Regions from separate parts of the Homo sapiens genome. Here region 2 is linked to region 1. The links are chromatin loops, found by intact Hi-C in ENCODE. Cell type or tissue: Caco-2. All regions are shown on one strand. Each heading gives the region's core, and the rest is flanking DNA. Links, peaks and the distances in the headings are about the cores only.

Region 1 (5,397 bases), core at 297-5,296:
TCATCCCAGCAGCTTGGAGATGCAGCATAACAACATTCTTGTTGTCCTAGACAACCTGAACCAAACTGTTAAATACCTGCCTGATGCCCATGAATGACTATAATATCGCCTATGGAATCTCCCAACAACCACCCTCAAAATGTGCAATTAGTCTGTTCCAGTTAATAGGAGGAAAAATGTATGCTTTACGACGTTCACAAATTGTAGGCATTTTAATGGCAGAGACAGAAATTCTGTGCTATATTTCATAAATGGCACAGTATTGTGTTCATTGTATTAAAAATATTCTGCTTTTAATACTTTATATTAGGACATTTCACAACTGTGTAAAGTAAGTTAACATAGGTTTGAATCTAAAGTAATTTTCTTCCCACATGAGGAAATATACTATTTCATTAACTATAATGGATATTAGAAGTCCGTTTGGTTTTTACATACCAAACATTTTTGTCTTTGAAATATGTTTCTGAAAAAACAGCTGTAAAGCAAATGTTTTTGCTTCCTCCCAGGTATACAGTGACACACCGTTTGCGGTAGAAGCGAGGTGAAATGATCTGAACAACTGAAAGAATTTGTGTTCATGAAGTTGCTCAGACAAGGAGCTGATGGAGCAGGGCATTGAAATCTCCTTGCATATTGGAGTTTAATTATAAAGCATTAGGTTAAATTTAACTCCTCAGAATCATTATGAAAATTTGTAACTCTCTGGGACAATTTTAGATCCATCAACTGGCACATAAATTTAGCACTCATACACTATATGTAGAAGTGTGTAAATATGCAAGCAGCCACCCCCACCCCATAACAATGCTGTGTTATTATTCCACAAGACAACACTTTTGAATCTGAAATCTTTTAAAATTACTAATCTGTTGCTCTTCTCATGGAACATCTTAACTACTTCATTTGAATGTACTATTTAAATAATACTAGGAAGTAGTTCTCAATGAATATTTAATTACTGAGTACTATGGTTTAAATCTTCCAACCAAGAAAAATAATGCATAGAAAATTATATTTATTATATATCTCAAAAACTGTTGAAAATTCTGAAGTTCTAGCAAAGATCACTATTCTTTATGAAATACACATCATCATTACAATGTCTGTGTTAGACATAGTATGAATATGATCTGTATGTCTTCAGTGAATTCAATAACTTAGAAGATGTCACAATGTAACTTCCAAAAAAATGAGAACACAATTTTGTTTATACGAAGACCTGGCATAAAATAAAATATGAATGAATCATTTTTAACACAAGATACAAAAACTCAGTTTGCAGGCAAATTAAGCAAAAACAAAATGTGCTTATTGTAAATATCCTATCCTTATTAGGAAACAATTACATTGTTTTCAGTAGATTTTTAATTCCTCTTGATGTGCCACTTAAAATGATTTGATTCCAAACTACTAGTGATGCAAGTTTAAACACATCCTTTAACTAGCATGGTAGTGACATATATTAAGTTGCCCATATGCAATTCACACTTGTGACTTTTCTCTGCCATTCATGAATTATGCAATTATCCCTAACTCATGGAAATGAAAGTGCATTAACTGCCCACTGTCATGTATTGTCTCTTTCTATGTCCTTGCGCACATATTTCCACGGCTCATTATTCATGGATGCATCTATGCAAGTGTAAATGTACACACATAATATGGAAATAGTCACACATGGATAAATAGCAACCAGACACTTGTTTGTAAAGATCTATGTACTTCATTCCAAACAACAAAATTTAATGAGGAACACCTCTATCCTTGTTATGGATGCCGCAAGGTAAACAAAACGGATGCCATTGTTATAAAGTAATAGAGGGATTTTCTCACACAGGAAGGAATGAAGTTGTTGGTGTACAAACCTGAAACAGCACCCTTTCATCTCTGACAACTGTTTTTCTAGCTTTTTCCCCCATTAAGAAATATGCTTTTCAGCACTGATTGAAATCTCACTGGAACACTATTCAAAAAATACTGACTGTACCTTGTGTTCCTAATCCTTATCTTTTCTCCATGAATGTTAAGATAGACTTGTAATGATGGCATTTCATTCCTAGAGAAAACAATTGTTTAAAATAAAGAGTTTTGGGGAAATTAAAATATTGCGTTTTCTCCATTGAATGTTATGGTCATGTAGGTGATTCCAAATTTTGAATTGAGCATCGAAACAATTTGCTCCTGACGTGATGTATTCCTCAGGAAAGTTCTCTGATTTTAGTCTAATAAGCACTAGTGAGCACACACGTGCAATGATCTGTGATAAGGGCAATCATGAGGATTCCTTCTGATTTACATTATTTCTAACATAAACAGATTGCCTCGATTGAGGTAATTATTTCTAACTAAATAGAATGAATTTTATCAGATATTCAGGTTGTAATTTGCATATAATAAAGTTTTTTAAAATGTTGCCTCAGGCAATAAAAGCAATATTTATTGACTTAAACAAAAGTAAAATATTTTTTCCACAGCACAGATTTTTTATTGCAGATAGTAAAAATTTCATGTTCAGAATTTCTTAAAAATGTTATTTCAGCAAGATAGCCCATTCAGTGTAAACCATATCTACATAAAATTAATTGGAACATGCTTTTTTTGAAAAACAATTATTTCATAATCATCTAAGTACTTTATTAAATATTATTTAAAATTAAAACTGAAATCATATAGATTCATAAAGAGATTTCAGTGGTATCTTTATTATATATTAAGAAAATGAAATACTTGATGTCAATATTTTGCTGAAAAATGCAGCTTTTCTTCATGATTATACATGCTTCTCTTTTTAATTATTTGATTCTTTTCCTAAGCAAATTTAAAATCAACCATCTTTGTTATACCTAGATAGTTAGACAAACCTTAAATCATTCTCACTAAATATTGTTAAATATTTTGTTAGTTAAGTTATATTTCAAATTCTGCTGCATTTCTCAAGTTACAAATAAATTTCATGATTCTCACATTTTATAGATATTGATAATATGTAAGAAATCTACTCATTTTAATTAGACACAGTGTGACTGAAAAGCTAAAAAGAAAAATGCTGGTAAGTAAAAGATCAATTTCAAAATCGGAAAGACAATAAAATAAACAGGTGGAAATATTCCCCATTTTAAGTTGCAGTATGTAGGAAATGCTTTTCTTTTTAGGAGAAACTTTTTAACAGGTCCTATTACTGCTAAAGTACAACAGAAATCAAATGTGTTAATCTCTAACACACTATATTTTTTATGTATGTAAGTTGTGATTCACAGAAATACTTTTGCCAAGGCAATAAAAATACCCAAGAATAATTTAGGATAAACACAAGTTTTCATTACTTTTCAGTAATTTCACTGACATCATAGATAATGTGTGACCAGTAGAAGGCACTGTTACAATAAATATATACATACAGCTGCTCATTTACAAACTGGTTGGACATTCTGATTAGAGTTTTACCAACTTTTTACAGCACAAATATTCTTTTCATGTAGACATTAAGTTATAAATTTGTCCTGTAAATGTGAAGAAAAAACTCATTGTGTAACTCTTTCTTGTGTAATTTTCAGTTGGATTTCAGCCCATTTACAATTTTATTACCCTCATTTTTAATTTAATTCATAAAAAAATTATGTGGTCACACTTACCACCCTTAGCACTGCATTTAAGGAATGTTGCTCTCTTGAGAAAGAACTCAGACTGTTGCAGGATTAGACATAGATTCATGTAGACCTTGCTTCAAAACAAGCTTCTGATTTCATTCTTTTTAACCTTTAGAGGTTTGATCATAATTTGCTAGAGCATGCAGGCATGGTCTTTTAATGGAACTGCTTGGATGTATAAAAACACCTCTAATTAAATCTCTGTGAAACATACCACTAACAATGTTGTTTAGTTTGTGTTCGTATACAAAAGCTCTTGAATACCTCTCCAAGTTTACAAAATCCACGTTAAAGGAGCCAGCATTGCAAAAAAATGTTACGGCATATGTTTGGATTTTTGTATTTCAGAGTCCTGACTACTTTATCTGAATTACAGATTTAGAGCTTTGTTATGTGTGATAGTTATGATAATATGATCACTAAAGGCACAGAGACAGGGAGACTCAAATCCCTTTGAAAATCCCTTTCTCTATTTCCTACAGCTGCTGCAGGAGTTTAATATCTGATAGAATGATGAAAAAGAACAGGCCGAACTCCAGTTTTAATAAAAATTTTAACAGGTCTACATATAGTTATGAAAAATGTTATTTGCAATGCCGATTTTTAATAAAATTTTCTTAAACCAAAGAAAAAATCCTCAAGGGGAACCTGATATGAATGTGTTTTTCATATGTACTATTTAAGGCTCTTTAAAGGTTATGAAAGTGATTGATAAAATAAGTTCTATTCTATACAACACAAACCTAAACGTACTTGCACTTTTGCATTTTAATCAAATAAATAAGCAAAGCTTTCATTTTGTGTGTTGGATCAGAAACAAATATTATCATATTGTGTAGTCAATTTTTATTCTTAGCAAGAAAAATTCATATTATTAAATGATGGCATTTTTAAACAAGTCAAAGCACTGCTAACACACACATTAAAGTAGTCTATCATCTATGAATGTATGATACTAAGAAATAATACATTCTCATGAAATTGGAATTGTGCTTCTTGTGTTTTTTGAATTTAAGAAATCATATGAAGTTTGAAGACTTTTTCTTCACAAGAGAAAATAAACACATTAGGTATGACAAAATGAAATTTAATTTAACCCAAGAGCTTCATAACTTATAAAGAATCTCTCTATAAAGTAAAAACGTCCTAAATGAAGGGTCTCATATGCAGTGGCCTGTGTGGGTGCCCTGTACTGTAATTACCCATTCATCATGATAACACAGCCTGGAAAACAGTCATGAGATAACAAGGCCGGGTCCCCAAAGTATCTATGTTCACAAAAAATAGAAACAAAGTGTTTCTAGGAAATCAGAAAGACATTTTCATTTACCGATCTAATCTACAGCAACTACAAAATAGGAGCTCCTTGTAACTTCCAATATGCTAAACACAATCAAGGAGTTCAGTTTTAAGCCTTAAAATGTGTGAGTTGTTATTATTTCCATTAAAACCATTGCATTCTAGTAAAACACTGATTTTCTAGCAACACTGACCTTGTCATTGTTTCTGAAACATTTTGAATATCATAGAAAGACTTTTTAACACAATATGCCATGTGTAATATATTAACATTTTCTTTAAAAACTTGATAGACTTTTTGAATTTAAAACTAGCTATACTAACAGAAGACAGCCACTATATTCTTTACAGAGGAGCATGCAAACTGTAACCATAAAGCACAGTCTTTATTTTATCCCTAAATAAATATTCACTTTCGAAAACATTAAATTTATTATGCACTGAAATA
Region 2 (5,397 bases), core at 254-5,253, 110 kb after region 1:
GTATATGCTAATTTAATGTAGGCAATGGGGAACCAATAATATTTGTAAACTATAACTAAATATAAATGGACTTTATTATACCCAGATCTCGCATGTTTTTGCTAGAATAAAATTAGATACTATTGTGTTTTATTATTTTATTACCACAGAGATTACAGCACTTTAAAAATGAAAGAGACATTCTCCTTTGCTATTTTCAACAAGCAGGAAACAGGCTGTAGGAAAAAAGTGAAATGTCTATAATTTTGCAGCTGCAAATTGTCTCTTTGTGTTACAGAAAAATATCTTTTCATTAGTGATTACTGTGATTCATGCCTTAATGTCATTTAAACATATAAAATAAGTTACAGATGCCCATTTGGTGCCAGCTACTGTGCCAGTCAATTATGAAGACATTAATATTACTATAAAACTATAATTGATATTTATTGAGTGCTCACTATATATAAGCACCAAATTAACTATGATTCTCATCAGAACCCTGCTGTGTATTATTATCATTTCTATTTTACTGATAAAGAACCTGAGGCACAGAGACGCTAAGTAATTCGTCTAAGGTCACACAGGTGGCAAATGAAAGAAGCCAGTGCAAAAAAAAATTAGGGATGGAATATAAAACTGAATATGTGATCTTGGCCCTTTATATAAAAGGAAAGATTTTAGTCTAGAATAGAGACCTATAAGCAATCCTTAATAATATTAATACTAAAAAATGAAGTAAAATTGAAATGTGAAAAAAAGATTTGGCAGTATTTCACGGTGAATAGGCAACTATTAGGTTGGTGCAAAAGTAATTGCGGTTTTTGCCATGACTTTTAATAGCAAAAACCACAATTAATTTTGCATAAACCTAATATTAAAATAAAGGTTTCCCTTTCATGTCAAACAACTCTCCCTGCAGGAAATATGTCTTTAACCCTTCCTATGTGTATTAATGGCTGTCACATGTAAGAAGGATGCCAAGAAGAGGAAGACACGTTCCCTGCCGCGTGTACAGAGGGTCTACCATGCACTGGGCTGACTCCCAAAGAAAGAGAAACTCTATCCATTGCTCACCAGAAGCTTATACTTTTTTTAAAAAAAAAGTGTGCACATGAAACAAACTTTTCTAAATTAATTTTTTAAAGAAAGCGTGTTTTATTGTTGTACTCTGTCCTCTTATCATAGACATTTTCATTGTGATCTGAGGTAACCACTTTTTTGGTTTACGTTAGCGTATTCTGGCTGCAAATAGCCCCTGACTTTATAGATAATAAAAAGTTTATGTTTTATTTACATTAGAGGATTCTGGCTGCAAATAGCCCCTATCTCTGTGTCCTCATTCTTAGGGGTAACATTTTCTCTTTTGAGGCTATAAAGAAAGAGCCCTACTTAAGTTACATTAACAAGATTTTGTGTAGTATAGTTAACATCTTTTAAATATTATACACAATATTAATTATAGGTATTTCCATTCTAAGATGTACTCTTAGGGCTCGGCATACTGTAATAACCCTAATCACCAAACATTAGGAGGATATTATGAGTGATCCAGAATATGGAATTAATGCTAAATTTTGCCCACTGAAGTTCCCCCCTTTGATCCGAATCTAGATTAAAAGCCACAAATTTGTCTCCCTCCCTCAGGCATACCAACCACTTACACTTTCCTAAAGATATGCACAGCCTTCTTAGAGAACACACAGCATCTCAACATGAATACCAATCAGATCACAGTCATGGTTATAACCTGAGACTCAAGAGTCTGTGTCTCCAAGGTCAGGGGTGTAACAAGACGGCTTCGAAAGCAGCTCCAATGTGCTTTCCACACTGGCAGATGTCCAAATCTAGGTTTGATTCTAAAATATTCAAACTGAGAAAAGTCCAGTTTTCCAGTCCACTAAAAATGAGACAAGTAGATTTAGGCAATTCTGAGATCAGCACAAATAACCTAAAAATATTTCACGAAAACCTATCATGAGCAGAGTGGTACCTGTCATAATATACCTGTGCAGGTCTCACAGATAAAAAAATATATATGGGGTGATATTGATGGGTGTAGCCCCATGTGCTTATTTCCCAGCATAGACCGCTTCAGTCATCCTAGTAAAATCAGTCTATAGACACACTGCAATTATGAAAGCTATATTTCTGGCAAATACCTTAAATGCATGCTGTTATTGTTTGATTGTATTGAAATAAAATGAAAGTGCTTGACAATTATAAGAGGCTACTATTAAAGAAACCATGAAATAAGTTAGTATATCCTTCTATACTTTGAAAGGCATAATTTATTTTGGTACTCATGTTTGTGCTCTGATTTTTTCGGTGCATATTGTAGGCATTATCTAGTATTCCATCAAAGGAACAATGGCTAGTGTTATATTATCTCCACCTTTTTAGGAGTTTTCCTCCTTTGGAAAGGCTGTCCTCCTTTTAAATATATCTCATTTTAGCATAGAGACTCAAATCTCATAAAAGTAAGAATGTCAGACTTGATAAATCTGCTCAAAGCCTTTTACTGAAGTGGGAATTCTCTGTTTCTGAGAAATTGAAAGATTTAATGAATATATTCTTGTCATATTATGACATCTCATTTTTCCCTCTCATAAATACTCGTCAGGTTTATGATTTCCCGCCCATTGGCCAGGAATGGCGTTGCACTTGCTGCAATGGTGGGTGCCCATACCAAGTTTAATTTCTCTCACAAGGAGAGTTGACAAAAGATCACAGCCACTAAGCCCTGGAATTACCCTAGATATTGCCCTCTGTGCTCTGCAAATGAAATCCTACAGAAGACCCTTTGGAAAAGAAGAACATGATGGTTAACACTCAGAAATCCATTTTGCACAGGGCAGCATTCGTATACACAGAAGTGCGGAATGACAGGCAGAGCTGCCAGTTCCTCGATGAGAAAAGTCAGATGCTTAGCACTACACACACACACGCACACACACACACAGACACACACAGACACACACAGTGCCTCGCAGATGCATGCACCCCTCCCCCTGCAGCTTAGAGTCCCCAGCTCTTCTCTCCCACGCATCCACCTCTCCCTCATTCCCCCTCTCTCATGCCCTTGATTGACTACCAGGTCAGATAAGAAATTAAGACCAGTGAAATCAGAACCAGACCGCACCTGTCCCTTCTGCAGCCAGAAGAGAACTGAAATAAAGCACTTATGAAATTGCTGTGATCATAACCTTCAAAACACTGAACTCCTCCCAGCTGTCGGCTTTCCCAACCCAAAGGTTCCACAATAGAGACGCTGGCACCAAGTCCCTAATATCTATTTGTAACAGAATGCTGTCATTTTGGGACGGGTCAAAGTGTTGCAAACTGTAAAGGTCCCTTTATAGCTACAAAGATTCTGAAAATAGATGTTGTTCTACTGATTTAGACTTGCTAATAGGAGGATCAGTTTGCTTCTATTTAAAATGATTCATTTGCTCGGAGAGAAAAATGATAGTAAGCAGTGATAAATACTTTGAAATGTGAACAACGATTACTATCTGTCTTCATTTGACAGAGATTGACATTTTTTTCTATTTCTTACAACCTAACTATTGACTTTTGTAAACAGCTACTGGATGACCTGCAATAAAGTTGAGCTCTTAGCTAGAACTGTCAGTTACTCATTACTAGCAGCAAACAAATAAAAAAGGGAACAATTTATTTGCACAATTACCCATCTTATATGTCTGAGTGCTATATTGCTAGCTATATTTAGCAAGGAAAACTTCAGTGAAAACTTTCAGTACTTCATTAAATAATAAAGATTTCATTTTTTAAACTAAGCTATGTATACATAGTCCAAACTATAATATAAAGTAACAAACTACTAATTCAGATAGAGAAAGATCTCTACTCTGGGAATATCAAATAAGAATTTTAAAGATATAAAAGGATGTCTAACCACATTATTTCACTAATGTGAACATTATTATCATTCTCAATAACATTTTATTTCCAAGCCATGATGGGCAACAATTAAAATAGAACACAACTGAGATGTGGCATATTAATTAGATGTGAGGATCCCTGCAAAAATACACATTTCTGTATTCATCATACTTGCCCTTATTTTAGCTTAGAAAAAGTTCTGCATTGTCACATTGCTATAACAATTGCATATGGAAATTAGGCATTTGTTAAAATCATACAAGAGACCAAAGGTAAAAACATTCAAAAGCTATTTTTGCCTGATGTTAAATCCTCTTACATTTTCATGTGATGTTGCAAATACACATATACACAAGAGTGGAGCCAAGAAATAGGAAAAGTTTGTAAATATTTATACACAGATAATATACACCATGTTCATATACATACTACTTCTAATCTCCTTTGTCTAATGATTTATTTTATACTCTCTCAATAGACACAATTTTTCAACTGTTCTATTTTTCTTTTGAAATAGCAGATTGTTTACGCTAGTGCTTCAAAGATATTTATGTAATTAGGGTTCTATTTCTACGTTGGCTTTTAAATCCAAGTTCCTCTTGTTTTGGAATGTCATGTGCCCACAAATAAGCATAGCCATGCCACACTGCGAGTCAAGCCTTCCACAGGGGCAGGGAGGGTGGTGGTTAGGCGCACAGACACTCGAACCACATTGTCTGGTTTTGAATTCTGGCTCCTTCGCCTCCCAGCTAAGTGACCTCACCTACCAGCATCTCTCTTCCTCAATTTACTCATCTTGAAATGAAGAAAATAATGGCACCTACTTCCTAGGCTTGTGAAGATAATATTTTTAAAGTGGTTAAAAATAATGCCTAGCACATAGTAAATGCTATCTAAATGTTAGTTTCAATTAAAATAAAATGAATATTCTTAACTATTACTGTGTAAGTTTTAGCACGTGAATTCTGACATATATCTAATAGGAAGGCTTTCTAGTATACAGCTATGTGTGTCATTTATTTCCTGTTTCTGCATAATTGCAAATTGATACAACAATAACAAGAATAATAATTTAAAACAATATCAACAACATATATTGTGTTGACTACAGCCAGGCACAGTTCTAAGCATTGTCTCATACAATCTTCCCTACTAATCAGTGAGATAGATACTGTCATTACTATTTTATAAATGAAAAAAACTGAAATTTAGGAGAAATTACATAACCTGCCCAAGTCCCAAAATTTGTAAGTAGCAAACTAGGACCTGAAACAAAGCCTGTGTGACTGTAAAACAAGTGGCCAGAACGGCTGGGCACTCCTGCCTCCTTCAATACATGTTTATTCAACACCTTAGTCTTCTTGGCCTGTCATTTCTTTGTACTGTAGTGACTCAGCTAGCTATCTGGAACCCTTCTTATATATAGTTATGGTTTACACTGGTTAAATAATTTTACTAAAAAATAAAATATTTGGTGCCAGGCCCCTGGGGATGATTTCTAGGCTTTTAGCC

Evidence for each region. Peaks named below come from ENCODE experiments on the same cell type or tissue, not always from the same donor. Only the 100,000 strongest peaks of a DNase experiment are listed, where the experiment ranks them.
Region 2: it touches region 1 in a loop (2.3-fold over the local background); 1 of 110 quality-filtered maps calls a loop at or near these places.

Annotation. Positions count from the first base shown.
Region 1 is chr4:110,957,460-110,962,856 of GRCh38, reverse strand. No RefSeq gene overlaps it. Among named protein-coding and RNA genes, the nearest start is that of MIR297, 100 kb to the right of the region's middle. In Caco-2, for the core only: CTCF peaks have their summits at 3,141 and 3,346 (motif pointing right); no DNase peak of the experiment used is centred there.
Region 2 is chr4:110,848,837-110,854,233 of GRCh38, reverse strand. No RefSeq gene overlaps it. Among named protein-coding and RNA genes, the nearest start is that of MIR297, 9.1 kb to the left of the region's middle. In Caco-2, for the core only: no CTCF peak of the experiment used is centred there; a DNase peak (open chromatin) is centred at 2,953; H3K4me3 peaks cover 749 bases.